Linked DNA regions of Homo sapiens: region 1 is linked to region 2. A link is a contact called in ENCODE Hi-C data. All regions are on one chromosome and are shown on one strand. Each heading gives the region's core, a stretch centred on a gene start or an enhancer-like site at or near the end of the contact. The rest is flanking DNA. Distances are from core to core; before and after follow the strand shown.

Evidence for each region. Hi-C counts contacts between places; a loop is a spot of excess contacts on that map. Pooled maps may share reads with other maps.
Region 1: a pooled map of psoas muscle shows a loop between it and region 2 (6-fold over the local background). The contact joins the enhancer-like site here to the promoter of CEL in region 2. A Hi-C loop is called at or near these places in 2 of 50 pooled maps.

What each region holds. Positions count from the first base shown.
Region 1 is chr9:136,237,192-136,242,685 of GRCh38, reverse strand. The region is part of intron 1 of QSOX2 (quiescin sulfhydryl oxidase 2); the gene reads left to right. Among named protein-coding and RNA genes, the nearest start is that of QSOX2, 5.9 kb to the left of the region's middle. RefSeq lists a silencer at 2,600-2,729 and an enhancer at 2,945-3,473. Within about 2 kb of position 2,610, at least 3 of the 41 ENCODE cell types and tissues checked have a DNase peak (open chromatin) inside an H3K27ac peak, as active enhancers do.
Region 2 is chr9:133,058,683-133,064,084 of GRCh38, reverse strand. CEL (carboxyl ester lipase) reads right to left here and starts at 2,104. Exons shown (of 11, transcript NM_001807.6): 1 at 2,017-2,104. The coding sequence starts at 2,082. LOC124902325 reads left to right here and starts at 2,753. Exons shown (of 2, transcript XM_047424377.1): 1 at 2,753-3,336. The coding sequence starts at 2,753. RefSeq lists enhancers at 2,389-3,141, 3,142-3,893.

The DNA of each region.
Region 1 (5,494 bases), core at 1,361-3,860, 3.2 Mb before region 2:
CTGCTTGGCGCCTGGCTCCCTGTCTGTCATCCCTGCGTGGAGCTGTCCCACAGGGATAGGGCGCCCATTGCCCGTGGCAGTGCAGGGGTCTGGCTGCATGCAGGCATTCCCGTTGTCAACATTCTCATGTTTTCTTATGTCCCTGTTGACCTGACTCAGATCAGTCACCTGTGGCCCTGATCAATCACCTGTGACTTAGGTCATCCTGCTGATCCCCTGGGGGCACACAGGCCATGGCTTGGGCCCCCACTTCTACCTAGAGTGTCCAGCCGCCTTCTCCCACTGGTCCCCCTGGCCAGCGCCCGCCACGCCCTGCGTTCTTCATGCCTGTGGCTGCTGGAGAGGATGGTTAGGTGTGGGCTCTGCTTCCCAGGAGCCTCCAGCTGGAAGGAGCAGGACAGGCCAGGGCACCTTTGTTTTCCTCAGAAATTTGGATTGAACTTTAGCTCTTGACTGGCTTTTTCAAGGCTGGGAAAATAAATGTTTTTTCTTATAAGAAGGTGGCTTAAGAAACAAAAGTTGTACTGTTTGGTGTGACCAAGTGTCATTCTAGTGTTTGTGGAGATTTGGCTTAAGCCTGTCACTTCTAAGTACTTTGCAGAACAAAACCTTGTTGGGTTCCTGAAGATCTGCCTGGCAGTGATGGTTGCTGGGTTTGTGATGGAAGATGAGGCACCAGGGCCTGGGGCTACACTTTGGCCCGTCTGACCGGTGAGATCTCCGAAATGCCTCTGCAGTCTTGAGTGGACAAGAGGGTGCACCCTAAAGGCAGGGCCTGTGTCCCCGTGCGCCCTCTGTGGCCCTGGTGCCTGTTCCCTCCCATCTCCTTCACTTGGTCAGCCTGAGAAAACAGGGCAGGCCACCACCCACAACAGGCTGAGTCCTCCTAGACCTGCCCTCAGGAGGGCGGGAACGCTTATGTTGTAGATGATAGCACATGAGGTTGCGTGGAACAGGCCGAGTCCTCCCACACCTGTCCTCAGGAGTGCGGGGGCGCTCATGTTGCAGGTGATAGCACGTGAGGTTGCGTGGGATAGTCACGGTCACGCAGCTGAGTGACAGGCCGGGATGGGTGTCCAGGTGTGGGTGACCTGGAGCCATGGCAGTTCATTCCTGTGTCTTTGTAGAGGACAGGTGGGGGTTGGGAGCTGGACACATCCGACATCTCTTGAAGGAAGGGTAGGGCATTCTGTGATTGCTGCCAGCTCCTCTGTCCCACTTGGTCTGGTTTCTTGTCTACTCGACTAGGCTGCAGGCTTCTTGGAGATGAATTAGAACTTGGTGTTCCCCACAGGCTCATTGTCCGTTTACTGGAAAAAGAAACAATAAGGGCCAGAGGGAGGGGGACATGCAGGTGTCAGCGGGCATTTGGCGGGGCTGACGGCCCGTGAGAGCTGCCAGGTGCTCACTGGACTCGGGAGGATGGAGAGGGTGGAAGGAGGAAGAGTTGGGCAGTGGAGGCCTCCTGTCTCCTTACGGGCCCAGAAATGGCTTAATGTAGCCCCGCTGTGGCGACCACATGAGTATTTTACAGAAAGGATGGTGCATCGGAGCAGCCGGGCTCCCCGCTGGCCTCCCCAGTGGCTGTGGTTGGTGCGTCTGAGACTACACCGAGAGACCCAGGCCACTTACTTGTTGTTGAAGTAAGACGGGATGGTTTGCTAAGAGGGCCTTACAGCCACGTCCAGGGAGCCGTCTCCGCTGTGTCATGCCGGTCGTCGTGCCATGGGGTGACCCAGGTCATAAGCACTGCTTGGGCTTCCCTGACAGAGGACGGGCTGAGGGACTGTCATTCCCTACCAACAGATAAACAGCATTGGAATTGCTGTCACCTCGGAGCACCCTTCGAGGCTGAAGAACGTGTAGTTTTGGTTTACCAGAATTGAGTTAAATGCTGGGGATCAAGAGTCCATGGGACCCAGCCCTGCCCTCAGTCCCCAGATGAGGCGACCGTAGCGTGTGCCCGGGTTTTCTCAGACCAGCCCTTGGCAACTTCTAGGTGATTTGTGTTAGGCTCTCCTGGTCGCTAGGTGGGTTTCATTTCTACCCAGGCCTGTTATTCCAAACTTGTGCCTTGAACTTGGAGCTTAGCTAAGAAGACCTTTGCTCAGCCAAGAGGGGGCTCCACCCAGAGAGGGTCTTCTCCAGGGACTGGTATGCGGAGTTCGAGACCCCAGCATGGCCCTGACTCAGGAAGGAGAGGCTGCAGTGGACCTCTGTCCCTTAAACACAGCTCCCTAGTTGCCTTTCAACTTGGGAGATTGTTTTATCTTTACTGTAATCATTTTCTAGAACGATTTGATACTGGACTATACATTAGACTTCTGTAGACTTTTTCATTAGAACGTGACAAGCAGTAAAGAGTTAACCTTGTTAGATTCAGTATTAGAGTTATTTGACAAGCACATTTGAAATAAATGTTAATCTACTATATATAGAAGCTTAATTATTTCCCAAGTATTTTTAAGACTGGAGTCCTAAAATAGCCAGGCTCTTGAGCAGAAGTGAGAATAGGCCTGCGGTCTCATTTCTGCCTCCCTTTGGAACCCCCTGGCTGTGCTGGGTTGGGCACCCCCGCCCCTGCCACACCCTGTGCCTCTCAGCTGGCTCTAACCCCAGAGGCCCAATGAAAGCAGGCCATTTGCATTCTGCTTTAGAGGTTCAGAGCTAGACAGGTGGGCAGAGCAGGAGAAGGGGAGGGTACCCGTTGAATGAGGCCAGTGCCCTGAAGCTAAGCCTTTTACGTGTTTTGTATTTGATTTGATAATATGGACTACCATATCTTTTGTGTTGCCATGAATACCGTCCATCTGCCGAGTCCTTGCCGGTACTCCTGGCGCCTGTTCAGCTGCTGAGGGAGGCCTGTGTAACTGAAATTCTCCCTCATCTGCTCGGCCTTCCCTGAGCACACGGCCTGGCATTCTTTCAAGGACAGACAAAGGCGACGTGGGGTGCCCGCATGCCCCTTCACCAGGACTGACCCTGAGTGGGGTGGTGGTGTTGGGAGCGTAGCTCTACTGAGGCAGGTCGAGGTGCTGCCCCTGCGGACTGGTGGATGGAGCTGGACTTCCCTCGCCCTGCAGTGTGTGCAGGGGCTCTGCGTGAATTCACGCTCCGGGATGAATTTGCGCTGGAAATTCATCTGTTGGAGGAACAGCAGGGAACAAAGCAGGGAGGTCCCCACCTGAGGAAGCCTGTGCTTTAGAGGGAGTAGCAGACAGTCAACAGGAAGACAAATAAAACAAGGAAGTGGCCGGGGCAGTGGCTCCCGCCTGTAATCCCGGTACTTTGGAAGGTGGGAGGATCACTTGAGCCCAGGAGTTCAAGACCAGCCTGGGCAACATAGCAAGATCCCCACTCCTGTGGCCCCAGCCACTTAGGAGGCTGAGATGGGAAGATCACTCGAGCCCAGGAGGTTGAGGCTGCAGTGAGCCGTGATCACTCTCCTGTACTCCAGCCTGGGTGACGGAGTGAGACCTGTCTCAAATTAAAATAAATGAGTTACCTATAGGTTGTAACTCCTAGAAAAATGAACAGACCAATTAGAAAGAAACTGGAGTGGCCCTGGGTGGTAGAGCAAGGCGTCAGAGGGCAGCGACTTGGGAGAGGAGCCACGAGGTGAAGGCCCTGCCAGGGGCATGGCCAGCACAGAGGACCCGAGACAGCCAAGACTGCAGTGTCCAGGGGACCTTTTGTTTTAGAGATCGGTCTCTTCGTGTGGTCCGGGTTGGCTTTGAACTCCTGGGCTCAAGGGACCCTCCTGCCTCAGCGTCCTAAGTAGCTGGGACGATGGGCAGGTACCACCACGCCCGGCTAAAAGGACTTTGATAGGGTCTTGGTCGCTCAAGGGGGCAACCACGAGGTCCCTGAGGGCCCGGCAGCAGGCAGATGCAGGCTCAGTAAACGGTGCTTGTCTTCTTCCTGAGCAACAGAATGCCAAAGAACAATTTTAAGCAGGGAAACCTGGTTTCTAGGTAAAACTCTCTGGCTGCTCTCTGGAGAACTGAAGACCAGAAACCAGCGGAGCACAGTGGGATGTGTGAGAGAGGCCAGGCCGCGCGTGGCAGCTGGGGCCTGAGGGGCAGAGGGAGGGTTGGCACAGCCAGGTGGGAGGAGGCTGCCCGCCGGGCTTGCTCAGGGCCTGGATTGCGAGGCGGGAATGAGGCCCGGGGAGCGTTGTCTTTGGAAGGCCAGCTCAGGGTTCCCTGAAGTGTGAGGGATCCTCGGGGAACAAAGGGGAAGTCTGTGCCTTCCTGGTAGAATTGTGGTTTCAGGTCATGTAGACAGTGTTTGGGCAAAAGTTACCGAAGGCCATGTCTTGTCTTCTTGGAGCATGAGAGGGTGCAGGGAGGTGGGCACGCACCTGAGATGCGGAGCAGCGTGTTTCGCTCCTGCCCAGGGCACGGCTCTTGTTCCTGGCCCCTGGCTGATCAGTTTCCCCGTCTGACTAGTTTTCTGCATCCTGTTGCTAAGGAAATATTAGGTAAAACCTGGAAATAGGACAAAAAGCTGAGTCTTGTGTCCTCTCAGCATCATGTTGGGGTGTTGCACAGGCTCGCCCAAGGGCTGTGACCTGGGGCACGGACATCTGTGTGTTTATCCTGCTGTTCACTGCTGATTAAGGGCCCAGGCTCTGTGGTTACTCGTGAGCTCGCCGACCTCATCTGTCTGGTAGACAAGGAAAGCCCAAAGGTTGTGGTTTTCTTGCCCCATAGGACAGTTTCTTTGTGCACTGTCCCTGGGGGCAGATAGCACTATTCTCTGTGCTCCCCACCTGGCCTCACCCTTTCCTTCAGCAGTCCCAGTGGAAGAATGTTGTTGACGCATGTTCACTCTGCGTTTGTGTGAGAATCGTGTGTTTAGCTTTTGGAAAATTCTACTTGGACACTGGCACAGGACGGGCTCCAGGTGACACTGGCACAGGATGGGCTCCAGGTGTGGCACAGGACGGGCTCCAGGTGACGCCGGCCCAGAGCAGGCTCCAGGTGTGGCACAGGACGGGCACCAGGTGATGCAGGCCCAGGACGGGCTCCAGGTATGGCACAGGACGGGCTCCAGGTGACGCTGGCCCAGGATGGGCTCCAGGTGTGGCACAGGACGGGCTCCAGGTGACGCCGCCACAGGACGGGCTCCAGGTGTGGCACAGGACGGGCTCCAGGTGTCGCCGGCACAGGACGGGCTCCAGGTGTCGCCGGCACAGGACGGGCTCCAGGTGTCGCCGGCACAGGATGGGCTCCAGGTGTGGCACAGGACGGGCTCCAGGTGATGCAGGCCCAGGACAGGCTCCAGGTGACGCCAGCCCAGGATGGGCTCCAGGTGTGGCACAGGACAGGCTCCAAGTGACGCCGGCCCAGAGCAGGCTCCAGGTGTGGCGCAGGACGGGCACCAGGTGATGCAGGCCCAGGACGGGCTCCAGGTGACGCCAGCCCAGGATGGGCTCCAGGTGTGGCACAGGACAGGCTCCAAGTGACGCCGGCCCAGAGCAGGCTCCAGG
Region 2 (5,402 bases), core at 855-3,354:
CCGATCCTCAGTTTCCCCATGTGGAAGACGAGCAACAGCCGTGTCTCCTGTCGGCCTGTTTGCCATCACATGGGAGGCCTGTCCAGCTCCCGGGAGGAGTGTACCCAATGCTCAGTGTACCCGGGATGTTTCACACCAACCTTCCTCCTTTCTGAGGGGTGGGGCCTGCTTTTCCCTCCTCCCATCTCCCTGCACAGGGCCTAGCTGGCTGGGCACAAAGTCGATGGCCCCATGCCCAAGTCCCCACAGTTCCTGAGCCCCCTGCTGGTAAAGAACCCCCTAGGGACCACACCTCCCACCCCCGCCACGCTTCCCTGTGCCATGAAAATGGCCTCTGTGCACCAAGCTGTCCACCCCCACGAGGGGCCTGGAGGTTGGTGCTCATCCACCCTCTGTCCCTGACGGAACTGAGGCTGGGCAGCTTTTGGGCTTGAAGTCACCCTGTTGAGAAGCAGCTGTCTGCCCCAGTGCCACCTCCTGTCCATCTTGGGCAGCAGCTCCCTCTTCCCGTGGTGCATGGTGGGACCAGGTCATTGCTTGCTGGCTGTCACCTGTGCCAGGTTCCAGGTGGGGAAGGGCAGGGTGGCCCTACACCCCCAGGCCCAGCCAGGGTCCCAGCAGCCCTCTGAAGTCTAGGGTGATGGGCCCCCTGTCACACTGGTGTGGGAGAGTGCGGCGGTTGGAACTGGAGGAAAGGAACCAGAAGCAACACATGCAGGCATCGTGGGCATCCCCTGCGAGGCATCTGTGTCTCCTTGTGCCAGTGGCGTGATCCCTGTGCAATTGAGACTGGCCAGAGGGCCTCAGGGTGGGGAAATGGGGAGGGGTCGTGATGACCTGCCGAAGGCCTCTCAGCACCCCAAGAAGAGCTCGCCCAAGAAGAAGGTGACCTCTCCTTTGAGTCAGGAGCCCAGGACCACTGCCCAAACCTCCCGGTCCCAGGGCCAGGGAGTGTGGAGAGCAGGCAGCAGAGGTGGAGACAGGAGTCCCCAGGGCCTGAGACACCGCAGGCGGCAGAACAGCGTGGTTGGGATCTGGGGTCCCCTGTGTGACTCCTGCTGGGGGCAGGGACTGGGCCGGGCACCGACACCGGCTTCCTGTGGGGCTTGGGGTTTCTGTGGCTTCTCCTTCACAGGCAGAGAGGGTAGAATTTATGGATGCCTCGAGAGAGCTCCTGCCTGCCGGCTCTCTTTCTGGAGGGACCCGGACCCGGGTGTGGAGTAGCTCGGCTTTCAGCTTCCTGCACAGGAATAGGAGGCAGCAGCTGTGCCATGCTGGGCAAACTGCCTGCCTGCTTCTCTCCACCCGTCTGCCTGCTCTCCACACTCCCTGCCCCTGGGCCCGTTTCCCCTTCTGTAAAATGGGAACAACAGAGAGGTGGAATCACCAGGATTAGCAAATGTAAATTCAAGAGGCCCAGTTACATTTGAATTTCAGGTAAACAGTGAATTGTTTTTTAGTATGTTTCATTTTTTTCTTTTTCTATTTTTTGAGACAGAGTCTCGCCCTGTCACCCAGGCTGGAGTGCAGTAGCGTGATCTCAGCTCACCGCAATCTCCACCTCCCAGCTTCAAGCGGTTCTCCTGCCTCAGCCTCCCGAGTAGCTGGGATTACAGGCACCCACCACCACGCCCGATTAATATTTGTATTTTTAGTAGAGACGGGGTTTCACCATGTTGGCCAGGCTGGTCTCCAACTCCTGACCTCAAGTGATCCACCCACCTCGGCCTCCCAAACTGGTGGGATTGCAGGTGTGAGCCACTGCGCCCGGCCCATAGAAATTTGTTTCAAATATTGCATGGGACATACTTACACAGCAGTTCTTGGCAGTTTATCTGAAATTCAAATGGAATTGGGCATCCTGTGTTCTACCTGGCACCTGTCCCCATAGAAATGAGCGTGAGTGCCCGGGATCTGCTGCGGGGCTGTGCTGGGCTCTTTCTCAGCCTGGCCCGAAGTTTCCAGATCTGATTGAGCGAGAGAGCAGCAGGACCTGCCCCTCTGCTGGGCTCTTACCTTCGCGGCACTCGCCACTGCCCAGCAGCAGGTGAGGCCCAACACAACCAGTTGCAGGCGCCCCATGGTGAGCATCAGCCTCTGGGTGGCCCTCCCCCTGGGCCTCGGGTATTTATGGAGCTGGATCCAAGGTCACATGCTTGTTCATGAGCTCTCAGGCACTCCCTCCCCTCTACCCCCTCAGGTGCAGGGAGATCCAGTTTTCCCCAAACCCACAGTGCACCTGTGCAGGTTACCACTTACCTGGGAGCAGAGGCAGGTGGCAAGGTGGCGGGTGGTAAGGGGGATGGTGGGGCCGGGCAGGGTGCACAGTGCCCTGCCTTCTGGTTTGTTCACAGGGCTTGGTGTCACTGTCAGAGAAAAGGGCATACTTTGTCTCCATGTCTCCATGCCCTGCTTGTCCCCTAGGTCCCCAAAGGGGCTTCAGAGGGGACCGAGCACGTGACTTCTGGGACAGAAAGGGCAGCATGCTGCAGGCCCTCCACTCATGTGGCTGACCTTATCTGTACGAGCTTTTCCTGGGGCCCGTGGAGCGGGTAGTCCAAGCTGGGTGCGAATCCCAGAGCAGCACAAGGCAGTCCCACTCAAGGGTGTGGAAGTGTCACCATCCAGCCTGATGTGTCCTGGGAGGGAGGACTAGAGGCTCAGGGGGTGTGGGTGGGGGGGTGCGGAGGCATCTAGCCCAACCATGTAGGTTTCCCTGTGGAAACAAAGGGCCCAGCCGAGGCCCTGGGGCATGCCCAGGCAGAGTGACAGAAGGGGAGGGAAAGAGGCCAGTGGGAGGGAAGGGAGAAGGTCGTGTGAGGTTGTGGAGGAGGAGGCGACTCGTATTTTCTGTGAACAGGTATTAATCCTGGAGCCAGGAAAGGCTCTGAGAAGTGAAAGAACACCACGAACAAAGTCTTCAGATGGGGCCTTTAAGCTCAGCCAGTGTGAGGTCACCCTCACCGAGACACTCAGTGGCAGCTCCAGCCACCGCACAGCCCTCTGCAGTGATGGGAACAGGGTGAGGGCAGCCAGAGCCTTCCCACCCAACAGTCCCCCAGGAGACACTGGGGCCTGTGCTTCCCACACCAACCACACTCCCGTTCTGCCACCCCTGCGGCCGGTGCCAGGGACCGAGTGGACCTGCAGAGCCACGTCTGTCCCTCTGTCTGTCGACCACAGCCGGTGCCAGCAATTCAGGAGGCCTAGTGGGCGAGGGAGGCTGGGGAAAGGACTGGAGGGTGGGAGGAGGAGCTCGGCCACAGGAAATAAGGGGCCTGCAGGTGGCTGGGGCGCCCCAGGGCAAAGGCATTTGCCTCAGACCTTTGCTGCAGTGTCATTTACAGTGGCTAAGGAGGAAAGGGGAGGGCAGAGGGGAGGCAGCAGGGAGAGGAAGGAGGTGGGGGAGGGCTGGGGCAGGGCAGAGGGAAAGGAAGGCCCCAGTTTATATCTATGTACATTTTTAGAGCAGCTTTAGGTTCACAGCAAAATTAGAGGAAGATTACAGAGATTTCCCGTATGTCCTCGCCCCACTCCAGTCTCCCCCGTTATCAACATCCCCCACCAGGGGGTACAGCTGTTAACACCTGATGAATCCACATTGACATGTCATTATCACCCGGAGTCCACAGAGGTTTTTTGTTTGTTTGTTTTTTTGAGACAGGGTCTCTGTCACCCAGGCTAGAGTGCAGTGGCACAATCATAGCTCACTGCAGTCTTGAACTCCTGGGTTCGAGGGATCCTCCTGCTTTAGCCTCTGAAGTAGCTGGGATTACAGGCGTGCGCCATCACACCCAGCCGATTTTTGTATTTTTAGTAGAGACTGGGTTTCACCATGTTGGCCAGGCTGGTCTCAAACTCCTGAGCTCAAGTGATCTGCCCGCCTCAGCCTCCCAAAGTGCTGGGATTACAGGCATGAGCCACCGTGCCCAGCCTCATACTTTATTTTTTTAAAATTGGCAAAAAAAAAAAAAAAAAACTTATTTCCTGGCTCTGTCTCTTCCAAAGCCCTAGCAGTAACGAAATCCCAGGAGCAAGCCCCACCCCTGGTGACCAGACTGGGGTCTCTAAACACCATATTCACACCGACTGAGTGCACCCTGGGGAGATGGTTGGGCCGGGTCCGCAACAGGAAATGCCAGGGAGGGGCTGGAGCCTGCAGCATCGTGGTAGCTGTAAGTAAGGAAGGTGCCCAAGACCCAAGGCTTGTGTCAAAGGACTACAGAGGTCAACCTGAGGCCGCCTCTGGGCAAAGATAGACAAGTTGGGCATGAAAAAGCAAGCCTGCAATTGACAGACGTGAGAGTTCACCAGGCAGCCCAGGAAACACGCTCTCCACCCCCTCCTGCCCTGTCACTGGCCCTTGCCAGGGCACTAACTCATTGTTCTGAAAACTGTTAGAGGTGATAACAGGCATTTTCCCTTCTTTTCTGTGAAAATAGTATTTCAGGGTAATCAAACAGACGATGAGGAAGATTCCTTTATAGGATTCCAGCTACTAAATGCAGAGGGAACGATATAATTCAAAAAAATCACCATTTTGCACCCTTAAGGAAGTAGTAGGTCCAGGCAATTATCAACGGCTATTCAAAAGCCATTAAATAGGCTGGACGCAGTGGCTCACACCTGTAATCCCAGTACTTTGGAAGGCTGAGGCGGGAGGATCCCTTGAGCCCAGCCTGGACAACATTAGTGAGACCTCATCTCTACAAAAATTCAAAAATTATCTGGGCATGGCGGTACACAACCTGTAGTTCCAGCTACTCAGGAGGCTGAGGTGGAAGGATCACCCGAGCCCAGGAGGTTGAGGCTGCAGTGAGCCCTGATTGCATCACTGCACTCCAACCTGGGTGACAAAGCAAGACCATCTCAAAAAAAAAAAAAAGACCCACAAATGAAACAAAAAACCACAGAAACCCAAAAACCGTTAGATAAAAGACCAACACATCAGGCTGACAACACCTAAACCTGCTGGTCAATCCTAGTAAGCAGACCTCCCGTGCATGCAGACTGACGCAGCCTAGGAAGAGACCTTGAACCCGAATCTGGCTGAGCCTCCACCTGTCCCCAGGAAATACAGGGGAGAGAGGAGCAGGTTCAGCACCACACAGAAGCAACCAGCCAATCCAGAACAGGGCCATTCTCTGACAACTGACTGTTTCTTCAACAAATACTCGGCACGCACACAGGTTGGGAGGGAGTGCTGCTGCCGACTTGGGGAGACACAAGAGGTGCCTCAGCCAAGGGCAACATGGGGAGCGGGGCCAGGCAGGCAGGCTCGGTGGGCTCAGGACCCACTAGTTTCACACTGGGCAGCCACAGGACAGCAGGGCCCGTTTCCCATGACTTTGTCAAGAAGGTATTCATTTAGAGAAGAACTGACCCCAGGCCTGGAGTCCTCC